Regions from separate parts of the Mus musculus genome. Here all the other regions are linked to region 1. Evidence: chromatin loops called from intact Hi-C (ENCODE). Cell type or tissue: left cerebral cortex. All regions are shown on one strand.

Region 1 (2,500 bases):
CTAGAAACGGGGCAACCTCCCCTGGAAGGCCAGCCAATGGTCTCTGCTCTGAGCTCATTACTAACTCTTCTCTGGATATACAGTTTTTCAGAACTCTGGATGTACTTTCTCAGTCCCTTTACTAAGTAATTTCTAGATAATTAAACTGATCAAATGATTGTCAGCAACAGGTTTATGAGTACAAGGAAATGCCAAACAAGTAAAGAACTGTGAACAGAAGGCCCTCTCCTGGCGCAGTCCGCATAGTTTTATTCTAATGGGTCATAGTGACTGTAGTGACATGTCTTCTCCCTAGTCCCCAAACTATCACATCACATGGTAAGCTACATGAGGCCCCTGGTTTAGTTCCTTGCGATTCAGAGATGTATAGCAAATAAAGGCTCTTTAAATTATGAATTCTTGTCTCATCCTTGATCTCATTGGGAAACAGATAGAGCAGAGTAGATTTCACTGGAGAAACTCGATATTACGGAGACAATAAGCTATGAGGAATAACTCTAAAGATGTAGTGATAGCATTTAAAGGACGTTGGGCTGCCCACAGGAAGGGCAAACTTGGTCAGGAAAATCCCCTGTTCCATTAGGCCTGAGGCTTGTTTGGGAGGGAGTGGTTACAGCTCCCGGGATGGCAGAAGGGGCTACTGGGGTTTCTGGGTCGAAGCTGGTCCACACTCAGCAGACAGGAAGGAAATGAGCCAGCCTGCTGGGTGCGGGCATTCAGCCCATTAAGCAAAGCCACAGAGGAAGTCCTGGTGCTGCTAACGACTCTAAGCCTGGAGCATTCAGTATCAGTACGCTTCAAGTACAACTTTCTGAAGGTGATCATAGGGCTTGATGTGAGCCTATGAGGTCACCGCGTCCACTGGGTACGTGGCTGGATAAAAAAGCCACCACATGTTCTCACCACACACCCACATCATGTACGGAATAATGCAGCAGAAGCCAGAAGGGTAACGCCAAAGCAAAACTGCTCAGAGGAAAAGCATAAAAGAGAGGAAGAAAGAAAGAAAAAAAAAAAAAATCCCTTTTTTTTCTTCAGCGTGTCTCTTGCGCCCTCTATTGGCAAAGTAGATATCTTGCGGCGTTTACAGAGTTGTTTTGTGTTTGGAAGTGAAATTGGCAGTGTTCTCTCTCGATCCTCACTAGGGGGTCTTGGCTGACACATTTGTAAAGTTAGTCCCTCCATTTTGAAATGGTATTTTTCCTTGTCATCTTGCCCTATCAAATTTGTAAGTCGGAAATTCAGCGTTCCCTTGATGACTCTCCAGCGACTTTCTCCATAGCAAACATCTGCCTCAAATAAACTCTCCTTTTTTCTGTCAACCTCAAACTTATGTCATTATCTGTCCTATGAACGACTATATTTATTCCTTGTGAAAAAAGAGATAAGTGCCTGTAGTTCATGAGACATTTCACTTGGCATTTCAGGTAGATAGATATAATCTGTTTATGTTATTATAATTTAAACTGCACTGTAGAGGTAGAATAACAGCTCTGTCAATTAGAAACATTAGGAATTCCATACAAAAATATTGAAATAATATGATAGTCATGATAAAAATAATGATCACAACAAAAACATTCTTAATAGGAAATTGCTTATAACCTGTCAGTAAGATTAAAACTAGGTAGAGGCTCTCAGGGGTTATCACTTCCAAACAGGGGGGAAAACAATCTCTGAAGTCAAAAGTAAAAATCATTTAAGGCTGTGAAAATTATCTTAAGAATAATAAACATGTGTTTGGAGGGAAGAGGGTCTGTAAAGCCATCCAACCCATGGACCATATTAAGACTCAGAAAACATATTAAAGATGTAGGTATTTTCCGCAAGATCTTTGATATTATTTCCAGTGGTTCCTCGTCTGGCTCCCTTTTGTGAATCTTTTCTGCTAAGCCTCTAATCCAAATCTTGTTCTCCAGGTCTCCTTTTCTATCACAGTCTTGTAACCATTCATCTTTATGTGTTGTTAGAGCCCAGTCCTATCCCCTTCCGAGCTTCCGTCCGAAAGAAGATGCTCAGCCATTCTCTACTCCATTACCTTGTGCTTCACTCTGTGTACCTTTGGGGTGGAGCTCTTTCCGACTCTGAGTCAGCTTGCTTGCTCTGCGGTGTGCTTTGAGGCTACTTGGTGTTTTAGTTAGCTTTTCAAGTACCACAGCACAAACCTTGAGATGGACCTATCAAAAAGCGAAGAGATCTTTATTTTAGCACATTGCTCTGGAGGTTCAAATATAATATCGGGTGGCTCAACTGCCCTTAGCCTCGGATGAGTGTCATGCATCACTATGGACTCGAATACTTTCTGGTCAAGACAGGAAGCAAGGAAAGATGAGAATCCCACAGTACTCTTAGACATATGCAGTCAGTGACTTCAGGAGATCATGCTAGGCCCTGTTATTTTATTTTTAGCATTTCTCAACAGGCCAACCTGGAACCCAAACTCATAACACATGGACTTAGCTGGGAGAAATTTGCGACTAACCCACAAACCTCAAGAACC
Region 2 (2,500 bases), 980 kb before region 1:
CAAAGTAATACCCGTGACTTCCAAATATTGTAAGCTTGTGATTTTAAGTCATTCTCCACCCCCTCTGTTACTCACTCTCTTTCTCCTCCCCTGTTTCCCCCTCTGTCTGTGTTTGTGTGTGTGTGTGTGTGTGTGTGTGTGTGTGTGTGTGTGTGCGTGTGTGTGTGGGAGGGGGGTGTTTGTTCCTAAGGCAAGAATGCATAACATATGTATAATATACTAAAGTTATAAGCTGACATATTCTGGGTGAAAATACCTTCTTTTTATAACCAATAATTCATCTCACCTGTGAATCAAAAATTTCACATTCATTTAAACAGGTCCTCTAAATAGGAACATACAAAGCCTTGTAGAAAATCAATAAGAATACAATTATAGGTAAAACAAGAATTATAAATACCCCAACTTGTTACATAAAGAATAATCAAACAAATTACACACATTTTCACCTCTACTTCTGACACCCAGCACAAGAGTGGTTTGAAGTTTATGAACTTCTAATAGAACCAGGTCAACAGATACAGCAAGGAAAATGTCTCAGTAACATGCTTCTTATACTTGCTGTTCAATGTCTGCCACCAGAGCATCTTCGGTCTCATCCAAAGTGCTCTGGGATGATAGTTGATGATAAAGGGACAGGAGCTTGATTATGGAAAAAATGTATGATACTATTAATGTGTCTGGCAAGCAAATTAAAATTTAAAATAAAGGGACTCTTCGAAAGCAGCTTTCATTTTAACCTATTTGAAATTCAAGGGCAGTCATGAACTCAAAATTGACTGGATTTCATCCTTAAAGAACATGAACTTGCTGAATCATAGTGCTTTATCCCCATGGAATATAAACAACCTTATCAAACATTACATTCTGCTGGTAAATTGTAATTGTACATAGTCTATAACATTTTATCAGGCATTTTTGAAATGTGATTGCTACTCTAGTAGCAAATCTATGTTCAAAACTTAGGTAAACATCTGACATTCACACAGCTAGAAACATTTCCTACTAAAACTAACATAATTACATTAATATGATCTTCCATGAAGCTTTTCAATGCACTACATTAAGTAGTAGATATTCTTTTCACCACAGAATGCTGTCTAAGTATAATGACTTTAAACTGAATGGAGTAAATGGTTATACAGTAAATAGAAAAATACTGATGTTTGTTTTTTTATAAGCATAAAGATCACCCATTAAAGCCACAAAGCTTCGTGTTTCTTGAATACTTAAATTTATCAATAACAAAATCAATTTTGAATATTACAAAGAAATTGAATAGAACAATAGGTTCTAAGGACCTAGTTGCTGTTTTCTGCCCTCTGCTGTTCACTCCTGGAAACTCTGTAGCTCTTAAGCAGCCTTTCAGATACAAGAAAATTCACAAAAAGTAAAAATCAATATTATCTTTCTCATTGATTGTTTCAGTGGTTGGTTGCTGCTGTTGTTTTTATTGAAATATATTTATATTGAAATATAATTTGTAGGATGATAACAGTTAGATATATATTTTCTCATTCTTAGTCCACCTTTATTTCAATTATAATTTCTTTTAATTTTTAAAGTAAACTTTCACAAACTAACAAATTTAAGTGTTTGTCAAATCTTCAATTATTTTATATTCATATTTTATAATTAAAATACTTATCATAGAGAAATTTTGTCAGGCATGGAGAATGGAGTGGAGGTAATTTTGAACAGACTTGAAACAAACTTCTGGAAGCATATCTAGTCAAAACTGTACTATTCACTCAGTTGTTACAGTTTGTACTGATAAAGTCTGACAAAGCAGAAGTCATCATAACCCCGAAAGGCTTTATTGAAACCCATCAAAAGATGGGAGATGGCCAAAGAAACAGAACAACGTTCCAGTGTTCTAATCATGAGACCCTATTTTCTAAGACACCAGAAAAAAAAAAAAAAGAAGAGTTGTAAAGATCTAAATATATAAAGAGAAATGGATTTTGAGATTCTCAATTAAGAAAAATATAGCTAAACATTAAGATTGAGACAATATTGTTCATACTGTTGTTTTTCAGAATTTTAAATTATTGACTCAGCATGTCAAATTCAAAGCCCAAGGACACATATCTAAAACTACTAATCATAAGCATTATAAATGTGTATGTATAGATATATGTAGGTGTATGTCTGTATATACATATGATATTTAAAGTATAGAATCCTAAAATAGAAAAACAGTATCCACTTTATGTTTGAAGGATTTAATAACATCAAATTCAATTATAGCATCTATAGATAGCAAGTGACTACGGTATTTATCTATTATGCCTGGTGCTATAAATTACGAGATTAAGATGATATAATGAAGCTGGACAGTGGTGGCGCATGCCTTTAATCCCAGCACTTGGGAGGCAGAGGCAGGCAGATTTCTGAGTTCGAGGCCAGCCTGCTCTCCAGAGTGAGTTCCAGGACAGCCAGAGCTACACAGAGAAACCCTGTCTTGAAAAACAAAACAAAACAAAACAAAAAACCAAAT
Region 3 (2,500 bases), 830 kb before region 1:
TTTTCTAAGTCTTTTCAAGGTAATCATGTCATTTTCCTTGGCTCCCTTTTTCCCCCATTCATGTAATAAACTGTAGTCATCCCATTGCAAATGTTAAATTAACTTTGCATATGGAATGACCTCATCTGGTATTGGAATTTATATAATTGTAAAACATGCTGAATTGCATTTATGCCCAAGAGTGGGCTGTAACTTCCTTTGTAATTTCCTTACTAGGATTTGGAATCAAGATTTGAATATTAACCTAATAAAAAAAGGAACCATGCCTGCTGTGGTGGCTATTCTTGGTTGTGAACTTGACCACATCTGGAATTAACAAACCCAAGCAGCTGGGTATACCTGTGAGGGATATTTTTTTTGTAATTAAATCATTTAAAGTGGGGAGACTCACTTTGAATCAGGACCTTTGAAGTGGGAATATGTACCTTTAATCCAGATCATTGGAGGTGGGAAGGTCCTCCTTTAACCCGGGCTACATCTTCTGTTGGTAGCCTATATAAAGGGCAAAGAATAAGGAAATTGACTCTGTCTGCTTGTTTTCATTCTTGCTGGCAAGTTTTATGCCTTCACTGGAATCAGAGCCTACTTTCCAGGATTCCAGAATATACTGAAGACCAGTGAAGACATCTAGCCTCTTGGCCTAAGCAATTACTAGATTCTTGGACCTTCTGTTTTTAGGCAGCAGCTGTTGGACTAGCTAGACCACAGTTTGTAAGCCACTCTAATAAATTCCCTTCATACACACACACACACACACACACACACACACACACACACACAGATACACACACACACACACACACACATACATTCTGCCATGTTTGTTCCTCTAGAGAACCCTGACTAAGACACTTCTTTTTCTGTTTTCTGACAGAATTATATCTAACTGGTCGTGGTTCTTATTTATATTAATTCTTTGAATATTTATGAAGATATGCTAGCAATTGTATATTGGGGGTTGGGATTTTCATTGTAGGAAGGGATTTGGATACTATATTTAATTTTTCCCGTTAAACTGGATAATGTTTGTCCTGTAGTCTCTGAATAATTATTGGATATGTCTATGTACCAAACGATGTATCCAAAGCATGTTAGGAACCCTTTGACCTGAGTTTATGGTAATGGAACAAGGTAAGAAATGTGTGTTCTTATAGAATTCACATTTTGAAGGGGAGACAGATTTTCCAGCAATACAGCAATAAATACAATATTTCAGTTATGATTAATTCTAAGTAGATGTTTCTATTGCCATGGGAGTGGAAAAGTTGAAAATGGAAAGCTTTGATTTAATCTAGATATATTAGGAGTGTTTTTTATGAGTAATTTATATAAATTATTGTGTTTTCAACTTGAATTTAAGCCATTCCTTTCGTTTTTAAAATATATTCTTAATGTAGTTGTTCTTTTCTGTGCTACACTTCTACCTTGGACTCTGAATGCAATTATATCTCTAGTTCAGTACAAAATATCCTGATTACAAGAGAAACCCTGTTTTCTATGTGTCCTACCATTGGGACAGCTGATTTCATTATCTTGGCTGCCATTGCCTCTCCCTACCACATGGTGTCTCTGTTGACAACTGGACAGCCATAGCCACTGAGCCTTGCACCTCCTAAGAAGGGTGGCATTTTGAAATCAACATTGCAGGGATTTTGAAGTCTTGCTACTGGTTGCTATTAACCATAGCTGTTGGCAGCCATGGCCCAGACTCTGCTAGCACTGTTCGAGAAATATTCCCAGCAGTGTCTTGGCAGATGAGAAACACTATTATAGGCCTATGTAGATTTAGTTAGCTCTTGTATTTCTCAAGACTCTGGGAGTCTTGGATATCTCTTTTTACTGTTTACCGTGGTAAGAGATAACTAACCATTTATTTGGTTTCTAATACCAGCCAAACACAGAAAATACCTATGGATTCCATTTGCTACTAGGGAGAATAATTTGTTCAGAATGATCTGGGAACCTGCTTTCCAATTTCTGGGAGACTTATCCTCCCAGGGATTCCATAGATGACTTTCTAGCATTTCCATCACAGCAAAACAAAGGCAGAATCAAAAACATATAAAAGGTTGTTTTATTAAACCCCTTTTTATTCTAGGTAGCATTGCCAAGGGGGAAGTATTAATTGATTCTAATATTAGAAAAATGCTCATGCATCCAATCATAGCAACCAGACTGTTCCTCGGGGCTTTACCTCTTATTGTTCTTGTCCTTCCTCGATCAATTTCAGTTTGTCTATATCTTTTCAAAAATGCAGTGACCAAAAGTGCCACAATATCCAAATAACTAGCTAGTGAATGCATAATGTAGCACACAGATTGCTTCCAAATGTTCTGCACATTGTTCTGCTTAATAAATTCCAGAATCATAGCGTTGCAGTTTAGTGTTAGCCTCAGGTCTTTCTTGTCTGTGTCCGTAGTCACAACTTCCAATATTTTTATTCCTTTACTACAATTTTATTTTGTTTCAGAATCCAGCATTTTTGTTAATGTCATTTTGA

What was found. Peaks named below come from ENCODE experiments on the same cell type or tissue, not always from the same donor. Only the 100,000 strongest peaks of a DNase experiment are listed, where the experiment ranks them.
Region 2: a loop joins it to region 1, with 2.8 times the contacts of the local background. A loop is called at or near these places in 5 of 42 quality-filtered maps.
Region 3: it touches region 1 in a loop (12-fold over the local background); 17 of 42 quality-filtered maps call a loop at or near these places.

What each region holds. Positions count from the first base shown.
Region 1 is chr3:81,782,375-81,784,874 of GRCm38, forward strand. No RefSeq gene overlaps it. Among named protein-coding and RNA genes, the nearest start is that of A830029E22Rik, 18 kb to the right of the region's middle. In left cerebral cortex, a CTCF peak has its summit at 1,064 (motif pointing left); DNase peaks (open chromatin) are centred at 218 and 887; H3K4me3 peaks cover 475 bases; H3K27ac peaks cover 736 bases.
Region 2 is chr3:80,804,221-80,806,720 of GRCm38, forward strand. It overlaps a transcript of Gria2 not described here. Among named protein-coding and RNA genes, the nearest start is that of Gria2, 2.8 kb to the left of the region's middle. In left cerebral cortex, a CTCF peak has its summit at 1,331 (motif pointing left); a DNase peak (open chromatin) is centred at 1,320.
Region 3 is chr3:80,957,203-80,959,702 of GRCm38, forward strand. No RefSeq gene overlaps it. Among named protein-coding and RNA genes, the nearest start is that of Gm29808, 33 kb to the right of the region's middle. In left cerebral cortex, a CTCF peak has its summit at 1,556; a DNase peak (open chromatin) is centred at 1,582.